Linked DNA regions of Mus musculus: region 1 is linked to region 2. Evidence: chromatin loops called from intact Hi-C (ENCODE). Cell type or tissue: gastrocnemius. All regions are shown on one strand. Each heading gives the region's core, and the rest is flanking DNA. Links, peaks and the distances in the headings are about the cores only. Region 1 overlaps Capg (capping protein (actin filament), gelsolin-like). Region 2 overlaps Ggcx (gamma-glutamyl carboxylase).

What was found. Peaks named below come from ENCODE experiments on the same cell type or tissue, not always from the same donor. Only the 100,000 strongest peaks of a DNase experiment are listed, where the experiment ranks them.
Region 1: it touches region 2 in a loop (7-fold over the local background); 26 of 42 quality-filtered maps call a loop at or near these places.

The regions. Positions count from the first base shown.
Region 1 is chr6:72,557,103-72,573,143 of GRCm38, forward strand. It overlaps Capg (capping protein (actin filament), gelsolin-like), which reads left to right. Exons shown (of 10, transcript NM_001042534.3): 6 at 609-758; 7 at 1,063-1,155; 8 at 1,637-1,769; 9 at 3,926-4,014; 10 at 5,708-5,881. The coding sequence ends at 5,773. Elmod3 (ELMO/CED-12 domain containing 3) reads right to left here. Exons shown (of 12, transcript NM_001253692.1): 10 at 12,159-12,235; 11 at 11,713-11,840; 12 at 8,820-9,761. The coding sequence ends at 9,559. Among named protein-coding and RNA genes, the nearest start is that of Capg, 16 kb to the left of the region's middle. In gastrocnemius, for the core only: CTCF peaks have their summits at 9,136 (motif pointing left) and 10,500 (motif pointing right); DNase peaks (open chromatin) are centred at 5,994, 8,429, 9,124 and 9,512; H3K27ac peaks cover 2,949 bases.
Region 2 is chr6:72,424,018-72,438,906 of GRCm38, forward strand. Ggcx (gamma-glutamyl carboxylase) reads left to right here. Exons shown (of 15, transcript NM_019802.5): 6 at 1-23; 7 at 1,769-1,932; 8 at 2,344-2,609; 9 at 3,025-3,156; 10 at 3,881-4,032; 11 at 4,441-4,610; 12 at 4,780-4,910; 13 at 5,116-5,263; 14 at 5,427-5,622; 15 at 5,950-7,089. The coding sequence ends at 6,139. It overlaps Mat2a (methionine adenosyltransferase II, alpha), which reads right to left. Exons shown (of 9, transcript NM_145569.5): 2 at 13,354-13,431; 3 at 12,978-13,100; 4 at 12,400-12,512; 5 at 12,180-12,323; 6 at 11,794-12,012; 7 at 11,189-11,371; 8 at 10,964-11,097; 9 at 8,779-10,378. The coding sequence ends at 10,276. It overlaps Particl (promoter of Mat2a antisense radiation induced circulating long non-coding RNA), which reads left to right and starts at 14,666. Exons shown (of 1, transcript NR_046011.1): 1 at 14,666-14,889. In gastrocnemius, for the core only: a CTCF peak has its summit at 4,184 (motif pointing right); DNase peaks (open chromatin) are centred at 2,509 and 4,196; H3K27ac peaks cover 442 bases.

The sequences.
Region 1 (16,041 bases), core at 4,732-12,731, 140 kb after region 2:
AGTTATAAGCAGTTGTGAACTGCCTATTGTGGGTGCTCAGAACAGAACTCAGGTCCTCTTAGAAGAGCAGTGTGTACTCTTGACCACTGAGTCACCTCTGTAGTAACCTCAGGACATAATTTATAAACAAGATAAAAACGGTAAAATATATGGTGGTCGGTGATGTGGAGGAAAACCACGTGATGCAGAGACAGCACTAGGGTAAGAAGCACTCTAAGGTTTTTTTTTTTTTTCTTTATGCGTACATGGGTACCACATATGTGCCCAGTGCCCTTGAAATTCAGAAGATGGCATTGCATCCCCTGAAAGTGGAGCTGTAGGCAGTTGTGGGCCACTTTGTGGGTACTGAGAATTGAACCTTGGAATTTTTTTTGAGACACAGACAGACAGGCAGAGACTGAAACTTGTGTAGCCCTGGCTGTTCTGGAACCCATTCTGTAGACCAGGTCTCAAATACACAGACATCTATCTGCGTCTGTGTCTTGAGTGCCGAGGTCAAGCCTGTGCCATCACTCACGGCATAGTTTCCCTGCCTGTGGGGACAGTTTCTCAGTGGTGGGCAGGACAGAGGCAGCTGGTTGTGATGAGCCTGTCTGGCTTCTCTGCAGAACATCTTTGCCTGGTGTGGTGGAAAGTCCAACATCCTTGAGCGCAACAAGGCGAGGGACCTGGCCCTGGCCATCAGGGACAGCGAGCGGCAGGGCAAGGCCCAGGTGGAAATCATCACTGATGGAGAGGAGCCAGCCGAGATGATTCAGGTTGGGGATCTTGGGGTGGGCAGCTGGGAGATGCTGTTTGGATGTGGTCAGGAGAGACAGCGATAAGCTGGGAGCATGAAGATGGCTGACAGAGGATTGGCAGGGGTGGGGGTATCTGGGTTCCTACTCAGCCCTAGCTCATGGGGTACCTTTGTGTTCTGGGGATGTGTTCTCAGGGCAAGAGGCTGTCGGGTAGGTGGGCTGGGCCCATTGCTTTTCCCAGTGCAGAACACAGGTGGCCCTGCATGTGGTGACTTGGAAAATTGGGGTGCAGAAGCCCCAGTAATCCTGCCTGGCTCTTCAGGTTCTGGGCCCCAAGCCTGCTCTGAAGGAGGGTAACCCCGAGGAAGACATTACAGCTGACCAGACCAACGCCCAGGCTGCAGCCCTGTATAAGGTAGGCACTACAGGCCTGCTGGGGATTGGCCTGGTGTGAGATCCTGCACAGAGCATCTGCAGGTGGCCAGGGTACAGAGCTGAAGGGAAGAGGCTGTGGGAAGGCTGGGCCAGGGCTCAGGTAGGTTTGTGGGGACTGGAGGAGAGATGGTGGGAAGGACGCCCTCTGAGAAAGAGAATGGTATTCACTTCCAGCCCCTGGTGAAGGTCAGATGCTAATTCTAAGATTGTCTTGATTTGAACCGGTGCAGTTACTTGTAAAGTGGAATTCACTTCTTCCCCTAGGGGTTTGTGGCCTTTGGACTGCAGTGATAGACAAGAGAGAGTCTTTCTGGAGCTTGATTTTTTTTGTAGGGGTGGGGTGGGAGGGCTCTTCCTGCCTGTTTCTCAGAACTGTTGGTAGAGACAACTGGGTAACCCATGATTCCAGGTGAGGACTGAATTGTGTCTGTGTCACACTGGGAACTGTCTTTCCTCTCCAGGTCTCTGATGCCACTGGACAGATGAATCTGACCAAGGTGGCTGACTCCAGCCCTTTTGCCTCTGAACTGCTAATTCCAGATGACTGCTTTGTTCTGGACAACGGGCTGTGTGGCAAAATCTACATCTGGAAGGGTATGTATGGCTCCTCTGTGTGAGCCTGAGGGCACCGCAGCTGCTCTGAACCCAGCGGGCTCAGCCATCTCTGAAAACCTCAGCCCATCTCTATCTCAGAACTTCAAGGGCCTGTTTAGTATACGGCTGGGCCCATCCCAGACATTCAGATTCATCTGGTCTGGCTTGGAGCCTGACCACCTGTATATTTAACATGTTCCCAGGGCTTGCCTGAGGGGCGTTGAGAACTCTTGGCCCATGTCCAGGCCTTCAGGGCTCTGCAGTGCCTGATCTTGAGGTTCTTTATTAACTATAATAGAATTAAATAGAATTTAAATAGATGGTCTTAGTAGGCACTTTATACAGTATGCAGTACACTTGCAGGCCGTGGTTTTCCAAGAAATTGTGTCTGCTAGAAGAAGAAAGGTTGCCTGTGTGCAGGAGTCTGGATGCTTGCTTTGACCATAGAAATCTGGAGACAGCATGACCCCGGGAGCTTGCTTGCTTTTGCCGGTTCCCAGGAAGGTCTGGGCTGTCCGTTCCTTCAGCTGAGGTTCTGGGTTTGGATTTTTTGTTGTTTTGTTTAGATTTACTTTAGTTTTTACTTTTGTGTTTCTGCACATGTGCTCTCTTTCACACATGTTTGTGGATACCAAGGGCCAGAGGGGAGCAGAAGTTAAAAAGCAGTTTTGAGCCTCCTGATGGACCAGCTCTAGGAACTCAACTCTGGTCTTCTTCTTCTTCTTCTTCTTCTCCTTCTTCTTTTTAAGGATTTATTTTATTTATGAGTACACTGTAGCTGTTTCCAGACACACCAGAAGAGGGCATCAGATCCCTTTACAGATGGTTGTGAGCCACCATGTGGTTGCTGGGAATTGAACTTAGGACCTTCTGAAGAGCAGTTGGTTCTCTTAACCACTGAGCCAACTCTCCAGCCCTGAGCTCTGGTTCTTCACAAGAGCAGCAAGTGCTGTCAACCACTGAGCCAAGGTCTCATGTAGCCCAGGCTGGCCTCTGACTTCTGTAGCCAAGGATGACTGAATTCTTGATCTAGGAAGGAGGCATGCACTACGATGCCTGCTTTTCTCTGGTGCTGGGGATGGATGGAACCCAGGGCATGCTAGACAAGTGCTCTATCACCAGCTACATCCCAACAGACGCTTGGTAGCTCACAGGTAGTTAAAGTGTTCACTTTTAACACTGGCCAGAGAACCAGCCACCACCATGCCTGGCTCTGTTTCCTTGTGAAAATGCCTCAACTTGAAGTGTTCCAGTGACTGCCAGTGTAACTGGGTGGATTCTGTGTGCTCTTTAGTTCTAGGAGCATCTTGTTAGCAAGCATGTTAGCTTTTGGCCTTGTGCAAGTCCGTCCACCTCTAGAAGAAACTGCATTCTGTGTTCTCTTTAGTTTCACACAAAAGGTCTGGTAACAGGACAGTGTTCTCTGCCACACTGTTCACACACAAAAGGTGAGGGGCTCCAGGGAAGGGAGGCCCGGGCTCTAGAGTTTCTTTTTGATTTTTTATGTGTACTTATGTGTGTGTATCTTGCATGCATGTCTGAACCATATGTGTACAGTGTCCTCAGAAGCCAGCAGACGGCATTGGATCCTTTAGAACTGGAATTACAGGCGGCTGTGAGTGCTGTGTGGGTGCTGGGGATCGAACTCAGGGCCTCTGAGCCATTGCCCCAGCCCTCTGGCCTTCCAGTGTGATGTCTAGGTGGAAGTTCTTCCTTCCTAAAAGATGGCTTGATCAGAGCTAGGAGAGTCTGCTGATACAGGAGAAAAGTTTTTATTTTGTCTATTTATTTATTAATTTACTTAATCTTAGCTTAGAGCTGCCACCTTTCTGGGGAAAGTATTAGGTGGCTGATTTCATACCCCAGAGACTCCCTCAACATTCTTGGGGACTCCGGGTTCATTTGTTTTAAAAACTGTCAGGTGTTCTGGGACCCTTTAAGTTTCCTCAAGAGAAATGGGATGGAGCCTAGAGTACGCGCCCACCCCCCACCCCCCCCAGTGCCTCGTGCGGCCCAGGCTCCCTGTGTATCTGAAGATGAGCTTGCAGGTGGTTTTCTGTGGTGCTAGGGCAGAACACAGAGCTTCAGGAATGTTGGGCAGGCCTTCTGCGGTCAGCCCCACCCACTCTCTTCTCATTTTGAAATCTGTGTTCCAGGGAGAAAAGCTAATGAGAAAGAGCGGCAGGCAGCCCTCCAAGTGGCTGATGGCTTCATCTCTCGAATGAGGTATTCCCCAAACACTCAGGTGAGGACGGGACCATTTCCCCCACCTCCTCCAGGGAGGACCCTTCTTCCTGTGACTTCCAACTCCCAGACTGGACAAGAGCAGGACAGCTCAGGAATTGGGAGCAGACCGGCTTACCTTCAGACCTGTTAGGTGGAAAGGCCTTTTCAGTCTTTTAGCATTAAACAACAACAACAACCTCAAAACTTGTTTCCAAAGAGACTCCCGGGAGCCTGCAGGACAGCATGTCACTCGGTGGCTGGCTATCCTCAGCATGGTGGCTGCACGAGCCATTCTCCTTCTGCCTCTCTGTCCCAGGGTCTCATGTAGCCCAGGCTTGGCCTCTCTGTATAGCCAGGGATGGTCTTGAACTTCTGCTCTTCTTGCCTGTACTTCCCAGTTATTAGGACTCTAAGTGTGTGTCACCTCATCTGGTTTCCCCGGTGCTGGGAATTGAACCCAGGGCATCCTCAGCTCTCCCTCCCCCCCCTTTTTTTTAAATTTATATTGCAGACATACATATGCAATACATTTGTTTGTTTGTTTATTATATGTAAGTACACTATAGCTGTCTTCAGACACTCCAGAAGACGGCATCAGATTTCGTTACTGATGGTTGTGAGCCACCATGTGGTTGCTGGGATTTGAACTCAGGACCTTTGGAAGAGCAGTTGGCGCTCTTAACTGCTGAGCCATCTCACCAGCCCCACCTTCCCCTTTTTTGAGACAGTGTCTCCCCCTGTTGCCCAGATTAGCTTAGAATTCACTATGCATAGCCTGGCTGGCCTTGAACTCACAGCAGTTCTCCTGTCTCAAGCATCTCAAGTGCTGAGATCATAGGTGTGAATCCCAGGAGTCAGTTCTGGGAAAGACGATGTCTACTGGGTGGCATCTGCCAGACTGAGGGCCCCATCCTTGAAGCTGTGTCTCCTGTCTTCTCAGAACAGGCCTACACTGCTTGCCTCCTCTTACCTGGTGCTACAAGGGCTCTTGTCTTCTTGAATGAAAGAATTCAGTCAAGACACAGACAGTCTGAGCAAAAGTTTATTTAGTAAATTCAAGCAAAGGAACACTGCAAAGAGAGATTGGTGTGCATCCAATCCCCCCTCCGCCCCCGCCCCCCCCCCCCCCGTGATGGGGAGCTCTCTCTGGGTTCTGCACTGTGGATGTTGAAGACAATTTTATAAAATATTTGTGAGGTGGGTGGTATGTTTATGGGGTAAAGTGGTCTTTTTCTCTCCTAAATCACGATAGGCCAGATAGCCCTTTAGAGGATTTTCCCCCCCATAATCCTCTAGGAAAACCCACAAAAGTGTGTGTGTGTGTGTGTGTGTGTGTGTGTGTGTGTGTGTGTGTGTGTGTGAGTGTGGTGGGGTATCCAAAAACCACAGTACAAGTGATATTAGTGAGCACAGGTCACTTGAAGATGCAGACCCTTTGGCTGATGGAACACACGAGGGAAAATGCCCTAGCACCGTACGTAGTCTCTGGTGTAGCAGGGCAACCTAACTACAGGGCATGACAAGAATCCTGAGTCACAGAGGAGCATTCTCTCAGGAGACAAAGCTGGCAGCGCAGCTGCAGTGTCTCTCGGTTAGGTTACATCTGATCTCAGTCCTTGCTGCCTACCCCTGTCATTGGTGTCCTTTGCCCCTCCCACTTCCTCAGAAGTAGAGGTGGGCAGCCTGTGAGCCCAGCTTTTCTCCCACTGCAGGTGGAGATACTGCCCCAGGGCCGAGAGAGTCCCATCTTCAAGCAATTCTTCAAGAACTGGAAGTGAGGGTGGGTGTCCCCCATCTCTGCTCTCCTGCCTCCCACCCCTGCCTGCTGGGTCAGCACTGAGGTGCCCTCTGGATGCTCAATAAAGGACACATTCCATTCCCTGCTCTCTTCCTGTGTGGCTTGTCCCTCACCCCATCCCCCACTGGCTTTAGTCCCACCTGTTCACTCAGGCTCAGCCCCATGCTGAGCGGAGAGTAGAACATAAATGCAAGTCCATAGCTCCCAGGAGCCCAGGACTGGCTCTGCATGACCAGAACTTGCCATCAAGCTGCTGGCCAACTCCCACCATGCCCAGAAGAACCTAATAAGGAGGCGGCACCATGCCAGGCCTCAGCGTCGCTTTCAAGTCTCACATTCCCAGCTGAGTCAAGGCAGTGGCTGTGACTTGGGATAGATTTCGGTTCAAGCCAGTAATTTCCTCAGACACCCTAACAAACACCCCCGAGGCAGTTTTAAATGATGACACTCACCCAGGAGTGGAACAGAACGTGCCGCAGCCCTAGAACAGGCTAGCTGTTGTCCCTTGCTCAACTGAGTTTTGTGTTTGGCTGAGCAGCCCAAGGCCTGTGTGTGTAAAGCATCCTTCTATAGGGGAGAGGCCCTGAATGCATGTGTGTGTATGTGAAAAACTCCAGTTTATACAGGAGCAGCCCTGTTTCTGACCCTTGGCTGCTTGCTCTCCCTGGTCCCAGCCCTGTTCTGTTTTTTGTTCATGGCGTGGTATGGCCTGACAAAGAGGACAGAGTGCGTGTGCTAGGGAGAAGAGATGTCTATAATCCTGACACTTCTGAGGCAGAGGCAGGGGGATTGTGAATTCAGCCTTCGCTATAGAGCGAGTCCAAAGTCAGCCTAGGCGATATGGAACCCTATCTCAAAATAAACTAGCTAGAGAGGGGCGGGGGGATGTGCCACAAAGAGTACCCCTCAACACCCAACAGTGTGTGATGTCTTGGTGACAGCAGCCACCCTGAGTGTGGCTTCCGAGCTGTCACACACTGGCTTGTTCTGGCCCACACAAACCCGGGAAGGCTGATCAAATTCATCCTGCCGATTTTGTGCTAAGAAGCAGGGGAAGGCAAACTCCTTTAAGACCCCCTCTTTGGTGACCCTGAGACCTCCAGCCTCTGATTGGCCACACAGGAGTACGTGCCAGGGAGAGAGAAAGGCTGACACCCACTCAGTAATTCTGACAGTTTTAGATTTATGGAGTACTTTAAGGTCTTCCATGGATAGCTGTCCCCGCTACACCCAAGAAAAGCACACAGTTTTTCAACCACTATCAGAGGTCTCCTAACTCCACCTCAACTCTCAAGTGAATCTATTAGTAGAACTGATTCCTGGGTTATCCTGGAGCTATGTGCACCCTGATCTGGTTGAAGGGTTCCTGCTGGGGATGCTGGCCCCTTCCAGCCAGATGCTCCTAGGGTCCACCTGGCTTGGGCCCTGATATGCTGGGATCCTGTTCTTTCAGCCTTGCAGGCTCTAGCAAGGGACGGATGGTAGGGAAGGAAGCACCAAACTGACACGGGACTGAGTTGCCTTCCTGGCCTCTCTGCTGGCCTGTGAACATGGGGGCTGGAGGAAGTGGCGTGGTAATAAAGCATAATTGAGACCCTGTAGATAGGACGGAAGGCCAACTGCAGGGCATGTCACAAGCACCCTGGGAGGCCTGCTTGTCTCTGGACCAGATTTGGAGTGGCCAGAGACAGGCAGAGATGGACACAGGCCTCTAGAGCTTCATTTAAGGGAAGATGGGAGGAGCACAGGGGGCTCCAGGCTCTGGGGTGGTCAGGTGTGTGTGTGTGTGTGAGTGTGTGTGTGTGTCTGGGGTGGTCAGGTGTGTGTGTGTGTGTGTGTGTGTGTGTGTGTGTCTGGGGTGGTCAGGTGTGTGTGTGTGTCTGGGGTGGTCAGGTGTGTGTGTGTGTCTGGGGTGGTCAGGTGTATGTGTGTGTGTGTCTGGGGTGGTCAGGGGTGTGTGTGTGTGTGTGTGTGTGTGTGTGTGTCTGGGGTGGTCAGGTGTGTGTGTCTGTCTGGGGTGGTAGGTGTGTGTCTGTCTGGGGTGGTCAGGTGTGTGTGTCTGTCTGGGGTGGTCAGGTGTGTGTGTGTCTGGGGTGGTCAGGTGTGTGTGTGTGTGTGTGTCTGGGGTGGTCAGGTGTGTGTGTGTGTCTGGGGTGGTCAGGTGTGTGTGTGTGTGTGTGTGTGTGTGTGAGAGAGAGAGGCTGGGGTGGTCAGGTGTGTGTGTGAGAGAGGCTGGGGTGGTCAGGTGTGTGTGTGTGTGTCTGGGGTGGTCAGGTGTGTGTGTGTGTCTGGGGTGGTCAGGTGTGTGTGTGTGTCTGGGGTGGTCAGGTGTGTGTGTGTGTGTGTGTGTGTGTGTGTGTGTGTGAGAGGCTGGGGTGGTCAGGTGTGTGTGTGAGAGAGGCTGGGGTGGTCAGGTGTGTGTGTGTGTGTGTGAGAGAGGCTGGGGTGGTCAGGTGTGTGTGTGTGTGTGTGTGTGTGTGTGTGTGTGTCTGGGGTGAGGGAGCAACAGCCAGGCCCAGGCCCAGGCCCAGAGGCAAAAGCAGGAGACCCCTGGGGTGGACACCACACCAGTCAGCCTTAACAAGAGCACCGTGCTTATTGGCCAGAGCTTGCAAGAAATCTCCAGGCCGGGGTGTGCAAGATGGCTGAACAGGTAAGGAGCCCACCACGGAAGCCTGATGACCTGGCTTTGAATTCCTAGAACTTAAAGGTGTTAGGAGTGAAGCAACTTCACGAAGCTGGCCTTTGACCTCCTCATGCTTGCTTTATCATGCGTGTGCCCCACACCCCGTGTCATACACACAACCAATAATGATACAGAAAAAGACATCTTTGTGCCTGCAGGTGCAGCTGGGGAGCTCAGGTGGTGTGTAGCCACGGAGTAGTTAAAAGACTCCAATCTGGGGTCTGCAACCCCACTGAACCCTAGGCACTTGGATCTGCCTGTCTCAGTCCGGTGTTCAGACAGCAGGGGGTTGGGGGTGGGGGACAGGCCAGCCCTGAAAGAACTTCATCTTGGAAGAAAATACCAGAGATTACAACAATTCCTTTATTCTAAAACTGCTGGTGGGTGAGTTTCCTTTGCCTCTCAGCCAGGGTAGATAGGTAGTGGTCTCCATAGGCGCTCCAGCCTGTGGGCGTTGGGGGTGGGACGCTCAATGACTAGTCTAGCCAGCCGAGTACCCATTTCTAGATTACAAACAATGGTGGGCAAAGGAGAGGGAGGGGAAAGAGGAGAAGGGTAGGGTGGAAACAAGTGTCTTGAAAAATCGGTGGCTGGAGGAAGAGAGGACCTGCCTATCAGTCACTTTTTCTGTGTTGTGCTGCCCCCTGATGGCTGAAGATATTGCTGTCTCTGTCCTTCCAATTCCAACCACAGACACTGGGGACAGCTGTTGGGAGTCAGAATCTTGGCTGTTGCTTCCAGGGTCTCTGCCTCTAGGTGCAGACGTGTAGGCAATTCTGATAGGGCTGTCTGGCCCTGTGCTCTGTTCAGTTCCACTGAGATATCAGGAGTCCAACCCTGTGAAGTGGAGTCCAGCTGGGAAGGACAGAAGACTCCGTGCTTGGAGGACGGCATGGGGGGGTAATTCTAGCTGCCTGAATGTGCTCTGCTGATGTAGAAATGTGGGCGTGGGTGTCACTACACACACCCGGGAGCCTCCTAGTCTCATCTGCAGGGGCACGAAGGGCTTTGGCCCAGACATGATTCTTTAGTTCAGAGAGCCCCAGCGACCCAGCCTGTCCTGGTCTCTCCGTGGTGGGTCAGATCAACCCTGCACTCTCGAATGAGTGAGACTGCAGGTCACACACGCCTGTGAAAGTGAGATCCCTGGAGTGAGGTCCCTGTGATCCAGGGCGCTTGTGTGCCTCCAACAAGGAGGTCTGTCCCTTTGACACCTGGGCGAGGTAGTCATCCAGGGTCTTGAGCAGTCGTTTTGGGCTCTTCTTGGCCAACGCTTCCAAGTCTGGAACAGAGGAGAGCAGGGAATGAAGGCTTAAGGGTCTTGGGGTGGCACTCAAATCCAGAAGCAAGTGCAATGGCTGTGTGGACCTCTCCAAACCCTGCCCTTGTTTGTGTTTTGAGACAGGGTTTCTCTGTGTTTCCCAGACCACACAGGAACTCACTCTGTAGACCAGGCTGGCCTCGAACTCACAGAGATCTGCCTGCCTCTGTCTTCTGAGTGCTGGGATCAAAGGCCTGCGCCACCACATCCTGCTGCTACCCCTGTCCTTTAAAGATAGAACAGTCATCAAAGATGGCCAAATGGCAAAACCAGAGAGCGCCCAGGGGCCACTTCCTTGCTGTGACACAGAATTCAACTCTGCAGAATCAGTCCAACCACCAGGCCTTGGCTTCCACAGCCTTCAGTGTTTAAGGTTTTTATTTTTTATTTTTATTTTTTATTTATTTATTTTATTTTAAATTTATTTTATATGTATTACTTTTATTTATTTTATATGTACTATTTGTTTGTTTGTTTGTTTTTTGAGACAGAGTTTCTCTGTGTAGCCCTGGCTGTCCCGGAACTCACTCTGTAGACCAGGCTGGCCTCGAACTCAGAAATCCGCCTGCCTCTGCCTCCCGAGTGCTGGGATTAAAGGCGTGCACCACCACGCCCGGCTTATATGTACTATTTTTATTTATTTTTATATGTATGAGGTTTTGCTTGAGTGTATGGCTGTGTACCACAGGTGTGCCTGATGCCCGAGGAGGTCAGAAGAGGGCACCAGATCTCCTGGAACTGGAGCTATACAGATGGCTGTGAGCTTCTGTGTTAGAAGCCAGTCCTCTGGAAGAGCAGCCAGTGCTCTTAACTGCTGAGCCATCTCCCCAGCGCTGGCTTCCTTGGCTCTGATTTTGTTTTGAGACACTTTTCCTGTAGACCTTTAACCTTTTACCTTTGGGTCTGCGGCTAATGATTGCTGAGATTACAAGCTTGGGCTACCACACATAGTTTATGTATCTCTGGGGTTGAGCCAGGGGCTCCTGAATGCCAGGCAGGTGCCCTCACAATGGAGCCATAGCCCCGTCCTGAGCTTTTTATTGATGGTATATTTTCAAGGTTTATTTTTATTATTTCTTAAAGTCTGTAAATGAGTCTGGTTGTGGGTGTGTGGGTGTGAGTGTGGATGCCTGCAGAGGCCGGAGATGTAGCAGTCTCCCTGGAGCTAGAGTTTCAGGCAGAGGTGAGCTGCTGGCCATGGGTGCTGTGAACCTAACCGGGTCCTCTGCGAGAGCAGCGGGCTGTCTTAACCACTGAGCCGCCTTTCAGTTCTGTTCTGTTGTTGTTTTATGAGACAGAGTTTCTCTACGTAGCCCTGGCTTGTCTGAAACTCACGTAGACCAGGCTGGCCTTGAACTCACAGAGCTCTGCCTGCACTCTGCCGAGCAAGCTACATTTTTGGTTCAGAAGATGAGAGGTTTTTGTTGTTGTGTGATGTGATCATCAAGAGCCATGCATGATGGCTCAGACTGTAATCCCAACACAAGGAAGGTGGATGCAGGACTGTCACCTGGTTACAGTGACAGACTCCATCTCAGAAACCTAAACAAAAGTAACTGTGATAAAAAGCAATCATCAGACGCATACGGCCACCAGGCATAGCCGCAGCCTGGCACGGTGGTGCATGTCTGTAATCTTTGTATTCGGGAAGCAGAGGGAGAGGGACTGTCATAAGTTCGAGGCCAATATGGTCTACACAGCAAGTTCCAGGCCAGCCAAGATCTCATAGATTGATCCTGCTTCAACACACAATCAACAAACAAGCAAGTGAGGAAACAAAAGAGTGTGGTGGACAGGGAGGCAGGAGGGGTCGCAGAGAATGGAGAAGGCCCCATGGTGTTCTGAGGGAGTCGGGGAGGACAGTAGTTCTACCCTGGGATCCTTGGCCCTGGACACAGGAGGAAGTGCCAACCTTTGAGGACAAAGCCTGAGTCTAAAATAGTCTTCTGCTGGGTCCTCCACACGCGAGCCAGATGAAGGAAAGTAGCCGCGTAGAAGCTGTTCACCACCGGGATGACCTTCTGCCGCCGATTACACTCCCTACAGGACAGAGGAGGTGACTTGCTTAGCCACACATGAACCCGACACACCAGTGCCCTCCTCCCTGGCCTACCTGGTCACCTCAGGAAGCCTCCAAGCCACCACCCCTCCCCGCCCCACCCCTCTCCACCCCACCCCTTTCCAGTCCACCCCAGCAGCATTTGGCAACCTGGCACTTGGGTAGGTGGTGAGGGGAGGGGGCTGGCGTATGGAGATGTTGCCCAGCTCTGAGAACCAGCAGGTACCAGAGCTGTGGAGAAGGCATGGGCAGGACTGGACCAGGTTCTGCTGGGTCACGCTGATCCACTAGGGACTCACCTGGAGAGACACTCCTCTCTCAAGGCCTGGATGGCAATGCGGGTGATGTTCACAGACATCAAACAGAAGGGGAATTGCTGGAATGGAGGATCGTAAGTCAGTGGCCGGCCAGCTCTGACCATATACATGTCCTACTCCTCGTGTGACTGGCAGAAACTAAGCCCACAGAGGTGGCAGCTGCTGTTATCGTCTCCGAGTCCCACCTTACATAAGGCCTGGAATCTAGGAGCCCACAGGAGGTTGCTCCAAGCCAGTCCTGCATGCAACTCCCTCTTTTTTCCACTTCTTTTTTAAAAAGACAGGGTTTCAAGCCAGGCATGGTGGCGCACGCCTTTAATCCCAGCACTTGGGAGGCAGAGGCAGGTGGATTTCTGAGTTTGAGGCCAGCCTGGTCTACAGAGTGAGTTCCAGGACAGCCAGGGCTATACAGAGAAACCCTGTCTCAAAAAAACAAAACAAAGCAAAACAACAACAACAACAAAAAAAGGTGCATTGGTCAAAGACAATGACGATCTGCGACAGTATGACCCGATGACTAAGGTGTAGACAGGGGTCCAAACCATCTTCCTTTCCTTCATTCTTACGGTCGCCTTTACTGCTCTATGTGATAAGTAATTCTTATTTTTATTTAACCCTTCACAATTTCACACACGCACACATAGGCACACACACAAGCACATGCACACATGTACACACAGGCACACACACATACACAGACACACACACACACACACACACACACACACACACACACATGCACTTTGATTGTATCCCCCTCAATACCCCACCTAACCCCTTTCTCCCACGGAACTCTACCGAGCCGTCCTCCCACCCAGTCCACATCTCCCGTGTGGCCCACTGCACTTAACTAGGCGTGCTGCATGCACGGATGAGCACGGGTGAGGGGTGCTGACGGTTATTCTGCACTGTCAACTTGGCAGGGTCTAGAGTCCTGGCTTCGAGGGATTATCTAGATTAGGTTAACTGCAGGGGACCCACCCTAAACGTTGGTGGTGCCATCCATGATCTAGTGCCCCAGACTGAAAGAGAAGGAGAAACGGAGCAGATTTCTCATTGCCTCTGCTCCCTGAGTGTGGGTACCACACGGCCATGTGCGACAAAGGAAGTCCTCCCTGAAGCTGCCTTGGTCAGGTAACTTGTCCCAGCCACACAGAAATAACTAACACAACACTTCCGCTTATTTATTCAAAAATACCAGGGCCCATCTTATTTTTGAAACAGGGTCTCATGTAGTCCAGGCTGGCCTGGAATGTACCATGTATTTTTGAGGGTGGCCTTGAACCACTGACTTTCCTGCCTCCATTACCTGATCAGTGCATGGTCACACCTAGCTTCACTTGGTTCTTTGCGCTTCTTCCTGTGGTTACTATGCACCCCTCTCCCCGACTCCAGGGTCACGGCTGGCCTCCTGTGCTCCAAGCCTAATAAAACTCCGGGCAACCCTTGGTCTGTCTCTATCTTTTACCTTTCCCCTACTTCCCAAATGTGTCACTGTGTTCCTGGCACAAGTGTTGTGCTCCATGTGACACCCACGACTTGACAATAAGCTTCCAATTACCAGCAACTGTTCCTGTGAATAAATATTCACTCTATTTGTGGGCCTGGCGCTCTGCTGGGGACATAGTTTCCAAGCAGTGCTGTGAGGCATTCATGGTCCTTTCTCACAGTGCTCCTCCCCTGGGGCTGGAGTGTGTGTAAATGTGGAGGGATGGTGGTACCCTGCTTGTAAACCATTCTCCCCATTCCTCCCTACAAGCTTCCAGCATTTTCTTTTTTTTTAAGGACAGGGTCTCAGCTATTCAAGGTTGGCTTCTAAGTCACTGCGCAACTCAGGATGACCCGGACTTGTGGTCCGACCTCTTCCTCCTGAGTGCTGGAGTCACAGGTGTGCAGCACAAGGTTCGGTTTGCACGGAGGACTGAACACTGGCCTTGTGGATGCTAGGCAGGCACTCTAGCAACTGAGCCACATTCTCAGTCCCCAACCCCTTCTGAGACAGGGTTCCACTGTGTCACCTTGGCTGCCCTGGATTTCTCTATATAGATCTGGCTGGCCTTGAACTCACAACAGATCTTTCTGCCTCTGACTCCCAGAGTACTGGGATTAAAGGTGTGGGCTACCATACTCAGTTAAAGTTCTTCTTAAAATAGGATCTCCTGGGTTGGAGAGATGGCTCAGCCGTTAAGAACACTGTCTGCTCATCTAGAGGTCCTGAGCTCAATCCCCAGCAACGACATGGTGGCTCACAACCATCTTTAATGAGATCTGATGCCTTCTGCTGGCACGCTGGTGTGCATGCAGCTAGAGTACTCATACATAAAATTAAAAAAAAATCTTTTTAAAAAATAGTTATACAAGTCATTGTTTACTGTTAGTAGATAGATAGACAGATAGATAGATAGATAGATAGATAGATAGATAGATAGGTAGATAGATAGATAGATAGATAGATAGATAGATAGATAGATAAAGGGTCCGCTGTATCCCAGGATGGCTTTGAACTTGCTGTGAGGCCTAGGATGACCTTGAATTTACAGGTATGCCCTAACATGTCAGGTCCTGGGGACCTCTAATATAAATTATATTGGTAAACTGTCATGTGCTGTTGGTGCTTGCTGGCAGCTGACTCTTGAATCCCTGTCTCAGATTCAAGCCTGTTTATCTTAGGTGTCCTGGGCCAGCCTGGCTCCCACTCCTGTAAGAGGGAGGAGGGAGGCCAGTAAGTAACTAAGGGCATTAAAGACAGGGCACTGTCGAGACCCACTGGCAGGAAACCATCTCCAACAAAGGTCCCTCTTGTTTACTCATGGATAAAACTGCCGGCAGTGGGAAGGAGAGGCTGGAGGCTTCCCCATGGAGAAAGCGTCCTGCTTTGCCCAGGACTCTCTCAGTCTGGCAGCTCAGCAGGACTGTTTGGTTAGGGTTCCCCCATTTCTGCTGGCTGTGGTCACTACCTGATTTGATGAACACTCACCTGTTACTTGATATTTATCCTTTTACCTATGCTTGTTATATGCTTAATAAACTCACTCATTCAAAACTGGGAATCTGTGTGCCACAGACATTCTCTGGGTGGAACAGAACTGAACGCAGGGTTTTGTGCACTCTAGACAAGCCTTCTACCAACTGAGCTGTGTCTCAAACCCCAAGGCTCTGAGGCTGATGTCTGTTGTCACATAATATTTCCTACTTACAACTTTTCTGTACATTTGAAATTTCCTAACAATAGCTACTTGACAAGGTACCCTCACACATGTGATCTTGCCACCAGGGAGGCTGGAGCAGGAGGATCACTATGTATTTAAGGACAATCTGGGCTACCCAGTGAGTTCCAAGACGGCCTGGACAACAGAGGGAAATGCTGACTCAAAAATTAACAAAACAAAGTAAAATAGGGGGCCAGAGAAGGGGCTCAGAGGCTAGGAGGTCTAAGGCTGCTCTTGCAAAGGATTGGAGTTTGGTCCCAGGACCCACACCAGGCAGCTCGCAGGCACCTCCAGGGGATCCTATGTCCTCTTCTGGGCTCCATGGCACTTGCACACATGTGCACACAAGTAAAATAAAAACCTTTTTAATGTGCATTGGTGTTTTGCGTGCATGTATGTCTATGTGAGGGTGTCAAATCTTGGAGCTGGATTACAGACAGTTGTGAGCTTCCAGTGGGTGCTGGGAATCAAACCCAGGTCCTCTGGAAGAGCAGCTAGTGCTCCTAACTGCCGAGCTATCTCTTCAACCACAAATAAAAATAAAGTCTTAAAAACAAAAAAGCAAAATATAAACAAGAATATATGCCCCCCCACCCCCAACGTGACTAAATCTCTTAAACCCAGTCACCCTTCCTGGTTCCCCTTTGCAGTGAGAT
Region 2 (14,889 bases), core at 1-8,000:
CACTGGCTCTTCAGTCCCTTCAAGTGAGTGGTCAGCACAGAGGCCTTTCGGGGGCCTCATTCGCCAGGTCTGTGTAACACATATCTGACTTTTGCCTTATCTCCCCGTTCAGCCGGATACAGAGTAATGATGCTGAAAGATGGAGGCCTAACTGCATCTTGGAGACTCTGTGCTATAGATGGTCAAAAAGAGAAAGGAATCAGAATTAGGTGACTTAATGTCCAACTTTGCTTTCAATTGTTGCGATAAGACCACAATCAAAACCAGCGTGTGGAGGAAAGGGTTTAATTGGGCACCCATCCAGCCCATCCCAGTCCTCTGCCATCATCGAGGGAAGCCAGGGCAGGAACTCGGCAGAGCAGGAACCGGAAGCAGGAGCTGACGATGCAGAGACCATGCAGTGCTAGTGCTGCATACTGCCTTCTTTCTCATGGCTTGCTCACTTTTTCTGTTTTATGCATATAAGACAAGCACCCCAGCCCTGATCCAACTCTTTTTATTGTATTTATTAATTTTTTGTAGACAGGGACTCACTATGTAACTCTGGCTGGTCTGATCCTTACTATGTGGACTATGCTGGCCTTGAACTCAGAGCTCCTCTGCCTCTTCTAGCATTAAATGCAGTATGACTGTAGTCTTCTTTATTATTATTTATTTATTGTATGTATATGAGTACACTGTAGCTGACTTCACACACACCAGAAGAGGGCATCGGATCCCATTTCAGATGGTTGTGAGCCACCATGTGCTTGCTGGGATTTGAACTTAGGATCCCTGGAAGAGCAGTGACCTGCTGAGCCATCTCTCCAGCGACTGTAGTCTCCACAGGAGCTCTCAGACAGTTTGGCAAAGGCAGATGATGCCGCTCCTGCTTGACAGGCAGCCTCATCTGCGGTTTCTCCTTCCTTCCAAGTCGCCCTCATTTGCTCTTTCCCACTTCCTGTTTTCCACATTCTGAACTTTGACCTGTTACTCAGCCAGTCACTCGTTTTTTACATTTTCATTTTTCCATGTATCTACTTGTATGTGTTTATAGGTACACTTGGCACACATGTGCCGTGGCCTATGTGTGGAGGTCAGAGGACATCATACAGGAGTTGCTTCTTTGCTTCCACCTTGTGGGTGCCAGGGATCAAACTCAGATCTCTAGGCTTAGTACCTAACCATGTTACCAGCCCAGTGCGGTCAACTTTTAAAAGTGAGCCTGTTCTTTTTCTTTTGAGAAAAGGTCTCATCTATCCCAGGCGAGCCCCCAGCTCCATGAGGATGACCTTGACCTTTCTGATCCCCCTGCTTCTGCCTCCCAGGCGTTAGGATTACAGGTGTGCACCGCCACATCCGGTTTTGTGAGATGCTGGGGAGCAGACCTGGGGCTTTTTTCTTGCATGCGCGGCAAGCGCCGTGGGCCCCGTGCCCCCCCTTCTGTGAGCTGCACGCCCAGCCCAGGCTCGCCTTTCCACACTTCTGCTCTAGGATGTCCATGGGGCGCCAGCTTCCTCCAGCATGCTTCCAGTCGAGTTTTATCCCAGGAGATTGGGCCTTACTCCTCGTACAGGGGGTCTTGGGGGAGAAAATGGACACCTGAAAATGTCAAGGGATTGGAAACTCCAGTGTAGAACATTCTGTCTGCGTCTGGGGCTTAGTTGTTGTACCCCACTGCTGGGCAGATCCTTCGTCAGGGACAGGTTACTGAAGCACCTGATGCTTGTGCTCTGGCTGCTGGGTGAGCCAGCTGACCAGCCCTGGCCTTCTGTCCCCATGTCTGCAGGCTGGTGTTGTCGGAGGAGCTGACAAGCCTGCTGGTAGTACACTGGTGTGGGCTTCTCCTTGACCTCTCGGCTGGCTTCCTGCTCTTCTTTGATGCCTCCAGACCCGTCGGCCTGTTCTTCGTGTCCTACTTTCACTGCATGAACTCGCAGCTCTTCAGCATCGGTCAGTGCCTGCAGCGGTAGGGAGAGTGACTGCAGGGCCGTGGGAAGCAACTGGGGATGGTGATCCACAGGCAGGAGATGGTACTGGGTGAACCCAGTATGGTCACTGCAAAGTGGGAAGAGGTAAAGATGAGCGGCTTGGGAGCTCCGGGGGCAGCCAGCGTGCTGCACAGTGAGGGTCTGTGGGAAGAACAGTGAAGCACTTCTAGGTTCGGGAAGCAGTTCAGCTGCTGCAGTGCTTCTCTAGAGTGCACAAAGCCCTGAGTTCCATCCCGAGCACCACAGGAAACCAGCTGGGATGGTATTCGCCTCTAGTCCCAGCACTTGAGAAGTAGACTGTAGAAGTACTTCATAAGGGGTGATGGTAGAAGGAGTGTGAGCACACGGACATGTCTTCTTCCTGCTTTCCTAGGGATGTTTCCCTATGTCATGCTGGCCAGCAGCCCTCTCTTCTGCTCAGCTGAATGGCCTCGGAAGTTGGTAGCCCGATGCCCGAAAAGGCTGCAAGAGCTGCTGCCCACCAAAGCCGCTCCTCGGCCTAGTGCTTCCTGTGTGTATAAGAGGTCCCGGGGCAAAGCTGGCCCGAAGCCCGGGCTGCGCCACCAGCTGGGAGCCATCTTCACCCTGCTCTACCTCCTAGAGCAGCTCTTCCTGCCCTATTCCCACTTCCTGACCCAGGTTCGTGGCATCTGGACACCCACACCAAGGCTGGGCTCGGGCTGTGCCTGGTGTGGCAGGATCAGGGAAGGAGGGAAGGAAGGAAGGAAGGAGGGAAGGAAGGGAGGAGGGAAGGAAGGAAGGAAGGAAGGGAGGAAGAAGGAAGGAAGGAAGAAGGAAGGAGGAAGGAAGGAAGAAGGAAGGAAGGAAGGAAGGAAGAAGGAAGGAGGAAGGAAGGAAGGAGGAAGGAAGGAAGGAGGAAGAAGGAAGGAAGAAGGAAGGAAGGAGGAAGGAAGGAAGAAGGAAGGAAGGAGGAAGGAAGGAAGGAAGGAAGGAAGGAAGGAAGGAAGGAAGGAAGGAAGGAAGGAAGGGCTTAGTTCTGTAGTCTTCTTGGTAGAGAAGCACTAAACCAATGCTGTGTGCTCTGTCTTCCCAGGGTTACAATAACTGGACAAATGGGCTGTATGGCTATTCCTGGGACATGATGGTGCACTCCCGCTCCCACCAGCACGTAAAGATCACCTACCGCGACGGCCTCACGGGCGAGCTGGGCTACCTTAACCCTGGGGTGAGACTTCTGATGCTGCCAGTTCTTCAGAGATCGTATTTGGTCCGACACCATAAAGTAAAACAAACTGGGTCTCTGCATTTCCTCAAAAAACCAGATGGAACCTTTTCTTTTTTCATTTTCTTTCTTTCTTTTTTTTTTTTTTGGTGCTGGACCCAGGGCCTAACACATATTAAGCACATACTTTTAACAGTGAGCTACATCCTCATCCCTGAGCTTTTTGAAGTTTTTTTAAAAAATTATTTTGTGTGTTTGTGTGTGTATGTGTGTGTGTACACATGAGAGACAGACAGGCACATGTGGAGACAACTTTGAGGAGTTAGTTCTTTCTACAGCATTGTGAGTTCTGGTAATTTAACTCAAGTTTTCAGGGTTTCATGGCAAGTGTTTTAACCTGTTAAACCATCTCAACAGACCATATTTTAAATCAATAAGTCAGGGTATTTCTATATATCCCAGGCTGGTCCTGTTTCAGCTGGTGCTGAATATTTTTAACATATATACTGTGGATAGAGATGAGATAGTTTGTCATTGTTTTGAATTAAGATTATGTTTTTGGAAAGGTAAGTAAATATTTAGCAATGAAAATTCACCACCCAAGACAACTTTCTTTTTTTCCCTCCTGGTAAAGTTAGGTAGCAGGCAGAGATGTTTATGTCATTGGCAGTGCATGTCTTGGAGGTTGACAGTGACAACGTGGGACTAATGTGGGGGTTTGGGGCAGGTATTCACACAGAGCCGGCGATGGAAGGATCATGCAGACATGCTGAAGCAATATGCCACTTGCCTGAGCCTCCTGCTTCCCAAGTACAATGTCACTGAGCCCCAGATCTACTTTGATATTTGGGTCTCCATCAATGACCGCTTCCAGCAGAGGTGGGCAAGGGGAGCAGCGACAGGGAAAGATGAAGCACTGTTCTTTTTGCCAAGATGAAAAGCTGAAGTCTCCCAGTTGTCTGCTTTTTACAAGGCTCTCTCTCAGTGTAGTGCATGTCGGGGTTGATCTGGTTGTGGTCCAGCAGGGGGCACCATCATCCAGGAGAAAAGTGAACTGACTGTTCTCTCAGACACTGTTAACACAATGCCGTCTCAGGTGGCCACTAACTCACATTCTTTCCCCTCCTCTCTGCCATGGACTGGCAATAACATGCTGACCGCGGGCATTTCTTTTTTTGGGAAATCTTACTCCTTCGAGAACGTGGGTTCAGTGGTGAAAGGAGCAGAACCAGAAATCTGGTGGGTGGGTGGCTGTTGCCTCCTGAGAACATGGTTTCCTTTTTGAAGGCTTTTTGACCCTCGTGTGGACATCGTGCAGGCTGTCTGGTCCCCCTTCCAGCGCACACCTTGGGTGCAGCCACTCTTGATGGATTTATCTCCCTGGAGGACCAAGTTACAGGATATTAAGAGCAGTCTGGACAACCACACCGAGGTGGTCTTCATTGCAGATTTCCCTGGTATGGAGGAAGGCCAGGGGAGATTTTGCTGTCTTTCTTTGGCTTCCTTGACCATAGAGACATTGCATATGATGGGGTAGGGAGGGGACTCTGGATGCGATGGCTGTGAAGGTGTGCTATCTGTGCTGGTGAGGTGGGGTGGGATGGTGAACTCTCTTGCTCCTGGCAGGGCTTCACTTGGAGAATTTTGTGAGTGAAGACCTGGGCAACACTAGCATCCAGCTGCTGCAGGGAGAAGTCACCGTGGAATTGGTGGCAGAACAGAAAAATCAGACTCTTCAAGAAGGAGAGAAAATGCAGGTATTTTCTGGGGTTAGCAGTGATAACTAACTGGGGATTTAGTATCGTAAAATAAGAACGTTAGAAATTTAGGAGAAGCTGTGATTCCAGAGGCCGTTGTCAGACTCCCAACGCACAGAAAGAAAGCACCAGTAGGATTAGAGTGGGGCGGCAATAGCCTAGCTAGGGACGTTAGAGTGAAACGTGTCCTTTGTTCCCGCACCAGTTGCCTGCTGGAGAGTACCATAAAGTCTATACTGTATCATCTAGTCCTTCCTGCTACATGTACGTCTATGTCAACACTACAGAGGTCGCACTGGAGCAAGACCTGGCATATCTGCAAGAATTAAAGGAGAAGGTGGAGAACGGAAGTGGTGAGTGCATGAAGGCTTGGGCAGGGAGAGTACCTGGTTTTAGAAGTCAGTGTTACAGAATCGAACATCAAAGAGAGTGCGTGAAGCTTCTAGTTGATGGAAATGGGCTTTCTAAATGAGAATGGGCCTTCTCATCGGATCCTTTTTGGTGTCTTCTGGACAGAAACAGGGCCCCTGCCTCCAGAACTTCAGCCTCTTTTGGAAGGGGAAGTAAAAGGGGGCCCTGAGCCAACACCTCTGGTCCAAACTTTTCTCAGACGACAGAGGAAGCTCCAAGAAATTGAACGCAGGCGAAATAGCCCTTTCCATGAGCGATTTCTCCGCTTCGTGCTGCGAAAGCTCTACGTCTTTCGACGCAGGTAAGTTTCAGTCACAGAAGCATGTCATTGCCATCAGGTGCTCAACAAGCCTGGTTACTCTCCCCTAGCATAACAAATCCTAGGGATCTCTCCCCTCTTCACCCCCTTCCGCCTGCTTATCTTTAGCCTTTCCATGGTTATTCCTGTTTTACCCTAGAATCTTGTCAAGCTTCAGAGTAGGGTCTGCTTGCATTTGAGATGTGGAAGGGTCATTTCAGGTAATTTGTGTCCACAGGTGAAGGGGTCTAGACCAAATGTTTCCTGAGGGCTTTGGTTGAAGTTACATAGAAACATACATTTGGACTGAGTGTTTACCTTTCTTTTCAGCTTCCTGATGACTCGAATTTCACTCCGAAACCTGCTATTAGGCCGCCCTTCCCTAGAGCAACTAGCCCAAGAGGTGACATATGCAAACTTGCGACCATTTGAACCAGTTGATGAGTCAAGTGCTTCAAACACAGATTCTTCAAATCACCCGTCAGAGCCAGATTCTGAGCATGTTCACTCTGAGTTCTGAGGGATGTACAGATGCTCTGTGCAGATGTGGGGGCAGCCTGTTATAGGCTTATTGTCTACGCAAAGAACATATTTTTGGAGAAAAATGATATGGGACAGGCTTTCACAGTACAGCCCAGGCTGGCCTCAAACTCATGGTTGGTCCCTCTGCTTCAGCCTGTTTTGTAATTACATAGATCACCAAACCTAGTTGCTTTTCCCTTTACATTTTTTCCCCTTATAAGTTCTTTAAAATTATAGCTTACATTTTTTCTTTTTTCTTTTTTTTTTTTTTGTATTTTTTCTTTTTCAAGACAGGGTCTCTCTCTGTGTAGCACTGGCTGTCCTGGAACTCACTCTGTAGTCCAGGCTGGCCTCCAACTCAGAAATTCTCCTGCCTCTGCCTCCCAAGTGCTGGGATTAAAGGTGTGTGCCACCACGCCCCACTGGGCTTTTAGTTTTTATAGACAAGATTTCTCCATGTAGACCAGACCAGCTCTCCTGAGTGCTGAAATTAAAGGCACGGGACATCACTACCTGGCTTTCTTATTAAACTTGTTTTAGTGGTCTCAAAATTCACTACCTGGCTTATTAATAGTCATTTTTTTTTTTTTTAAGTTGACTTGTTCTTTAGGAAAAGGAATTACACCACAGTGAATGTAGCTGAATTCATTGTGCTTGCTATGTGCTTGGTACCATTTGAAGCAGTGTACCTGAATTAACATACTTAGTACTTTAAGAAGCATTGGCCTTTACCTTTGAAGAAAGGAAGACAAAATTTACCCAAAGGCATCTGGGAGTTGACAATTTGAAATCTGTTAGATTTAAGGTCCTGTATCCTGCTGCTTGTAATTTTCAGACCCACCAACACTAAAGCTGAAGAATTATAGCTTACAACTTATGTTAATGCCAAGTGACTAGGGTGACCAGGTACTAACAAATGCACAAGGTAGATTTTAATTTACAATTTACTTATTCCTATTTGTAGCCAGCAAGTTGCTCAGCATCTTTGGCATCAGAATAGCACTACTAAATAGGGAAGCCAGATGGCTTACTTTTGCATAAATCAGCTTAGTGAATGGTAACTCTCTAAGCCATTGCTGAGTCATAAGCCTTGAGGTTTTCTGCTTTCTTGTATTTGTCCAACTCCATCACATCTTCCTTCTATTCATCCTATTTTTATCTCTACTATCACTCTATCCCTTCACCCTTTATTTTGAAATCTAGTTAGGGATAAGACCAGGGTAGGGTCAATTGCACAGGTTAGGTCTGAGAATGGAGAACCAAAAATCTAGCTTAATGCATACAATGGGCCAGAGGGGTTGGCTCGGGGAGCTCTGATGAAATACAACCTGGCATTATGTCCTTAAACGGTCAGCCCTGAGTAGTAAGGAGGGGGGGGGGTGTCCTTTTCAAACTTTTGCAGTGCTTATGAACCCAAGGTTCACGCGATGCTCCTTCCATGTTGATTTAAGAGTGAATTAAGTGGAGATGAGCTCAGTAGTAGTTAAGCTGCTTGGGACTAGAAATGGGGGTTCAGTTGGTAACATAGTCTCCCATGCAGTAAGTCTTACCAAATAAACTGGGCACTGGTATGCATCTATAGTTTCAGCAGAGGCTCAGTTTAGGGACAGTGCAGGGGAAGCAAGACCCTATTTAGTACTCCACCTATCTCGAGTACACTTCCTGCTTGCCCATATTTCCTTCTCTTCTCACTGGCCTAGTTAAGTGTTTATGTACCTAGTATTTCTCAGGACCTCCTTAAGATTGAGGGCTCAAGCTAGCTTTTAAGATCTCACAAGCACATCTATGTGGTAGAGCACTTTTGAGATGGTCTCACCCCAGGACACCCCCAAATATAAATTATGTAGCTGAGGATCTCAAGTTCCTAATTGTCCTGTTCTTGCCAGTGGGCAATTTGTCATTTTTGTCTTGAGCAAGCAAGCCTCTAAAAACTTGAGATAAGGACTTGCTATTCTTGAATAATTGGATGGATACATGAGCCATTCTGGAGACTACCAGCAATTTAACTATGTCTATCTTTGCCTCCCAAGTGGGAGGATTAAAGGAACAAGCTGCCATCACCACCAGGCAAAGAAAATCAATACATTTTGTGTAACATTAACACCATAGCAGGGTTTCTGATTGCTATGAATTAAAGCTACATGTCTATGAAATTAGTCTCATCTTAAAGTCTCTTAAATGGCCAGGCAGTGGTGGCGCATGCCTTTAATCCCAGCACTTGGGGAGGCAAAGGCAGGCGGATCTGAGGCCAGCCTGGTCTACAGGGTTCCAGGACTTGAAAAACCAACTCTTAAATGTTTTTAGTGCCAAGAAAGAGTAAAATACCTATCTAGCATATAGACTAAATTCCTGCCATCACAGAAGCCTCTTGACCCCTGTTCTGCTTGCTTCTGCCATCCAAAAGGCAGCACTTAATTGCCAAAGCCTTCAGACAGTGTTGATTTCCCAGGACGGATCTCCAAGTGTGAATAAAAATCCTGACCTCCATAAACCGTGGTGCATGCACAGTATAAGCCAGGCTTTCTAAATCACTAAGCTTTTATCGTAGTCCTGGTTGAAAACTTTATTGCTGGCAATGGGTAGCAGATGCTATAAATTTTAGCTCAGAAAGCAACAATGGACAAGTAATAGACACAGTTTGGGTAGAACCTAGCATTTTATTTAGATCTTCATTAAACTGTTGGAATTGAGAACCAGACATACGTAATAAACCTCCAAAAAATAGATCCTGAAAGGCACTTTCTTGCTTAGGGCAAGCAGTCATGGAATAAGCATGTAAACAAGCTGGCTTCTCTGTACCACACCAGCCAAGTCAGCTTTCTCCATGGCCAGCTGCACCAGCTCTGCCCTCCCTTCTGTTAACACCAGCCAGACCCCCTGTAGGTCTAACCCAAGGTTTTTCTGTAGGACACCTTGGCCTACCTGGGAATGCTGGAAACATGTTAAAGGAATTCATGGTGTTGAAGAAAAAAAAAAATCTTTTAAAAGCTGCCATCTGAGGTGATGGCTTCTCTGTACTTACGCCATACCCCAGAATACAATAAATAAGCAATTAGAAAATGTTCAAGTATGAAGGGATTTCCTCCTCCCCGCCAAAAGCACTGCTCTCTGAAGGAAGCTGGTTTCTCTGTAGCTACACCAGCTGTTCAGAAAGCTCATTGGACCTGGTTTTGAAAATAAAACAAAGTTAAAACCCTGGGAGGAGCTATTGTGCAGTGTGGAGTACTCTTTCTTATAAAGAAAAAAAAGTTACCTGGTACCAAAGTGTGCAACCTACAGACCCTCAGGTACTGCCCTGTGACTTCTCTGTATATCACAAGGGTGCCAAATGCCTGTTTTTCTAGACTAAAAGTTGGTGAGGTTTGGCTAGTGCTGAAACCATGCATAGGGTTGGTTTACTAAATAAAACCTTATTACGTACGTCCTCCAAAGACAGCTGAAAAGTGGAGAGATTTTGATTTGGTGCTGTTTGAGGTGGCAATTAATAGCATAAGCACCAGGGAGATGGTTTAATCGTAACTGCCTTTTTTTTTTTTTTTTTCAAAGTCAGGCTAGAGCTCCAACTGAAACTTTCGTTTCATGCAAGATTGATTGGATAGGAACACTCCCTGATAAAGAACTACATAATTAGAAATGAGTTACAGGGAGGATAAGGACAGGGGCTTCACATTCAATAAATAGAGCTCAAGACGTTACAGATTCATGCTGACAGGGCTGTGGCATTGCCAGAGTCTACAGTCAAACTACAAGTACTTTACGTGCACACTACAAGGATGTTTTCAGCATCTGGTGGGAAAGTAATTGCAATTAGGACTTTGGAGGATTAGGTGATAGGGCACAAAGGTTCGATTTCAAAGCATTATTCACTACAGTGTTTGTTTCTAGGCAGTTACATGGCTCACCTATGCTCACTATATCCATTATAATGGTGAACAAAACACCTAGGGACAGAATAGCAAGCCCAACTTACAGTCCCCCACAAAAGCTAAAATTCATGTCATTGATTAGAGTGACTGCAACTGATCAGGAGCTGAAAGAGGACAGAAAAATTTAGGAAGAAGGCCCTTTCCCTCAGAGCTTGAAGGCTTCTCTGTAACCTACGCCAACAAGTCTGGGGAAAAAAGGCTAACACTTTCAATATTTAAGCTTTTTGGGCACTTCCCATGGGAAGCTGTCCCTACCAAAGTGGCCATAGGCTGCAGTCCTCTGATAAATTGGCTTCTTCAGATCCAGATCCCTGGAATATACAAGTCCATAACTTAATATGTAGCATTAAATTAAAACAGAGCAAAACAATCAGCAAGACTCATTTCAAGAGTTCTGGCAAATGAGTTCAGTTCTCCCTGGGGTTTGCTAGGAAAAAAGTTCATGGCGAAAGTATTTGTTACTTCCCTTGTGTTACTTGCAGTTTTTATTAATAGTAACTACAGTTCTTGTTTTCCAGCTCTGGCTTGACAAATGAAAACTTATCATTCTCAGGAATTCCAATTGAATACTTACCAAGGTCCAATCACTGACCACTATGGTTATTTTCTTTGTAACTTTGAGCATCCCACTTTAGCTTATTCTTAATGTAGCACCCTTAGTTAAGATAAGCACAAAGCTCAGAATCAAAGATGGAGAACTTTCTAGAATGTTATTTTAAGTCACAGAACACTAACTTAATCAGCTAGATCCCTGTCTGAAGACAATTTAAAATATTGGCATGTTCTAGGAATTAAAATTTGTTTCCCCTCACGAGAAGTCTACCTCTATCTCCTCAGATTTTAGTATATATGTCCCAAACCCCTATCTCACTAGCAATAGGTTTTACCATCTTTACCTGACAATGACCCCAGGGCGAAGATCAAAATTCTTCTTTACAATTTCTAATAGCTCTCTCTCACTCTTCTGAGAAGTGCCATAATGGAAAATGGAGATCGACAATGGATGAGAAACTCCAATAGCATAAGAGACCTAAAAGTCAGAAATACATTGTTATAAAATAGGGAAGTATTTGAAATATTTTACTAAGTACCCTTCTCCCATATAAATGTTCACTACATACCTGAACAAGAACCCTCCTGCACAGACCTCCTTTAACAAGGGATTTTGCCACCCAACGAGCAGCATAAGCAGCTGAACGGTCCACTTTGGTATAATCCTTTCCTGAAAAGGCCCCTCCTCCATGAGCTCCCCAACCGCCATAAGTATCCACAATGATTTTTCGGCCAGTCAGGCCAGCATCACCCTGGAATTATAGGATTTAAGTCATGTAATTTTTTTCCCTTGAGACAGAGTCGGTCTGTGTAATATATAATAGCCCTGGCTGTCCAGGAACTCAGAGATCCACCTGTGTTTTTTCCTGCCTCCTAAGTACTGGGATTTAAGGTGTACTTCCACTCTTGGCCATGTAATTTTTCTAATAAGAGGTGGTTAGTACCCATTCTAGATTCATCTATAGCCAGAAGTAGATCATACCCATAATCCCACTTGGGAGGCACTTGTTGGCAGAACAAGCTGCACAATGCCATAACATTAGATACGTAGTGAATTCTATGGTAGCCTAGGCTACAAAAGATACAGGGTGTATGTGAAATGAAGGAAGCAGACTAGAAAAAAAAATGGTGGCATCCAGAAACCAACGATAAACCAAAACATTTCATATATTACCTGAGGCCCACCAATAACAAATCTGCCACTTGGCTGTAGGTGGTAAATTGTATCCTCATCAAGGTATTTTGCAGGTACAACAGCCTTGATCACTTTCTCCTTCAGAGCATCCCTCATCTCATCAAGACAAACTTCTTCATCGTGCTGAACAGATATAACAATCGTGTGGACTCTGATGGGAAGCACAGCACCCCGATCTTGCATATATTGCACAGTCACCTTGAATGCAAAACAGATGGGAACACTTGTCAAACAGCTTTATAGTGGGTTCTCTATCATAAGTTCAAATATAGCAGAAAAGACAAGGATTCTCCCTAGTCAGCTATAATTAACTTGGGAATTTTAATGTAATTTGAGAGAAATGTAGGTTTAAGATCACTACTTACTTGAGTTTTAGAATCTGGGCGTAACCAAGGCAATGTACCATTGCGGCGTAGTTCAGCCAATTTGGCATTTAGCTTGTGTGCTAAGACAATGGTTAAAGGCATACACTCTTCAGTTTCATCAGTGGCATAACCAAACATCAAACCCTAAAAATATGGAGAAGTGGTCAATAAAAGTGTCAGAATTTAACATTTAAAAGGATCCTAATAAACATCGTAATACCTGGTCTCCTGCACCAATATCTTCCTCATTCCGGTCAAGATGAACACCTTGGGCAATATCTGGTGACTGTTGTTCCAAGGCAACCAACACATTACAAGTCTTGTAGTCAAACCCTATAAAACAAGGTGTTCCAGTAACCTTCCTTTTATCTCCAAAATGTTAACAGTAGTGCTGTGCTGCTAGAAAGCTGGACATGCCAAAGCCAAGTGGTCAAGCACTTCTTTAAAAGACCATATTCACATAATTCACTTACTGCCCCCTCTATGGTTTGGAATAAGGTCTCTAACTTGGCTGACTTCAAACTACAACTAAGCAAGCAGCCAACTCCTGCTTTGACACCCAGAAGTTGAGTTTACATCATCATGTCTGGTCACACTATTGATGAGAATCTGTCACTTTATTTGTAGGATAGGAGACTGCTTTTACACTATGTGTCACATTTTAGAGGATATGGTGTAACTATGTAGAGTCAAGGATTACTAGGAACATTCCAGAAGTCTCTCCCACTAGCATCATTTTTGCAGATTCTGTATCTGCAAAAATGAGTTCACAGGGGGAAAAAAATCTTTAAAACATACCTTTGGAAGAGTCATCATATCCAATGTGCTTTATGGCTTCACGAACCACTTTCTGGTAATCAATGGCAGCTCTGGATGTAATTTCCCCAGCAAGAAGAATCATTCCAGTTTTAGCAACAGTTTCTAATAAAACAAAGTTTTATACTTAAAATATTAAGGGGGGGGTTTTTGCTGAGGAACTCAATCATGTTATATAAGCTGTATCACTGGGCTTGGCTTCATGTTCTGTTTTTCAGATAAGGTCTTAGTAAATTACTCACATAGGCATTTAACTTGCTACCAGCCTCAACCTCCCAAGTAGCTGGTATTACCTATACCACAAAACTTTGCTTCAAACGCCTTTTTTGCCATTCATAAACAAGTGCTCTGTACCTACCACAAGCCACTTTAGCATCAGGGTCTTGTTGAAGGTGTGCATCAAGGACAGCATCACTGATTTGGTCACAAATCTTATCTGGAAAATAAAAGTTCCTGGTTCAACTTAACTATTACTACTAACCCTATCTCATCATGTAACTAGCAGTTTATGTGCAACCCAAGAAGCAAATATAGCTATGAATTTGTAGGTGACAGAAGCTTGATGTAAAGTTATAGTAGTATTTGCAAGGTGAGAGGGAGAATCTCCAGTCTTTTGTTTTTGAAGACATGTTTCTCTGTGCAGCTCTGGCGGTCCTAGAACTTGCTCTGTAAACCAGGCTGGCCTTGAACTCAAGAGATCCACCTGCCTCTGCCCTTCAGATTAATCAAAGTCAAAATGATTTATTTTGATATCTCAAAGCCTACCATAGGAAATAACCTCACAGTGTATTTTAGAGACAACTGTTCTTTTTATCCCCCACATTTAAAATGTTACAAACCTACTAAAGAGCCAACTGTCAGGTCATTAACTTCTTAAAACAGTCCATTTCCCCTATTATTAGACAATAGGGAAATGAGATTTTTTTTTTAACCATGAAAATAAATTTAACAGAAGAAACACCAGCAAACAAAAAATGCAGTAATTTTTTTTTTTTTGAGACAGGGTTATAGCCCTGGCTGTCCTGGAACTCAGAAAAATCCACCTGCCTCTGCCTTCGGCTCCAGGAAACTTTCAAGTGTGCTCTAAGCCATATCCAATTTCTCCTTGATTCATCAATTTAGAAAATGGCAGTATCCTGGTCTGGAATGTTTGTGGTATTGAGACAGGGTCTTACACGTGGCCCAGGCTGACAAACTAAACTGCTTCCATACTTTAAACGCTGGGATTGTAGTAGTTAGTGTACCACTGTGCTTGGCTCTATGTTCCTTGATTTTTGTTACTACCCCAAAATGTGTATTGCAGCCACAGAACCTTAAGATGGAATCTAATGGCTGTACTAAGGAGTGATTCAATAGATATGGAGATACTCCTTTCCTTGAGGGGAGTGTGGGAGGAGCCACAGCAACACTTGTCTTTCAACCATCACTCATCAAGATGCTCCTCACAAGCCATGTAATAATATTGCTGTGGACCCCCTGCGAACGGAAACAGCTCAAACTGAATATTAGTATTTACTAAATGGTTATGTTCCATCTGAAACCCAAAGTCCATATAATAGATTCATTATAACCGATCTCATCATGGCGGTTCAGTGGACAAAGCCTTAAGGAAACATGAAATAAATCCTCCTTTAGTTGTAGGAAAAAGACCAAAGGGAAGACTTTAAAACGAAACCTAACGCGATGGGAGTATACACTTAATTCATGCACTTCATCCTTTTCAAGCACACTCTAAATAAGGGATGCCTTCTCTAATTCGCGCTATATTTAGTCAGTGGCAGTCTGTCACCTTGAAGGCTAAAGGGCATGTCTACCCATGCTCTTAAGCGTTTTCCAGGGGCCGGAAGTCAGGGATATTAGAGATGGGACCTTCGGAGACACCAGCCCCCACTTC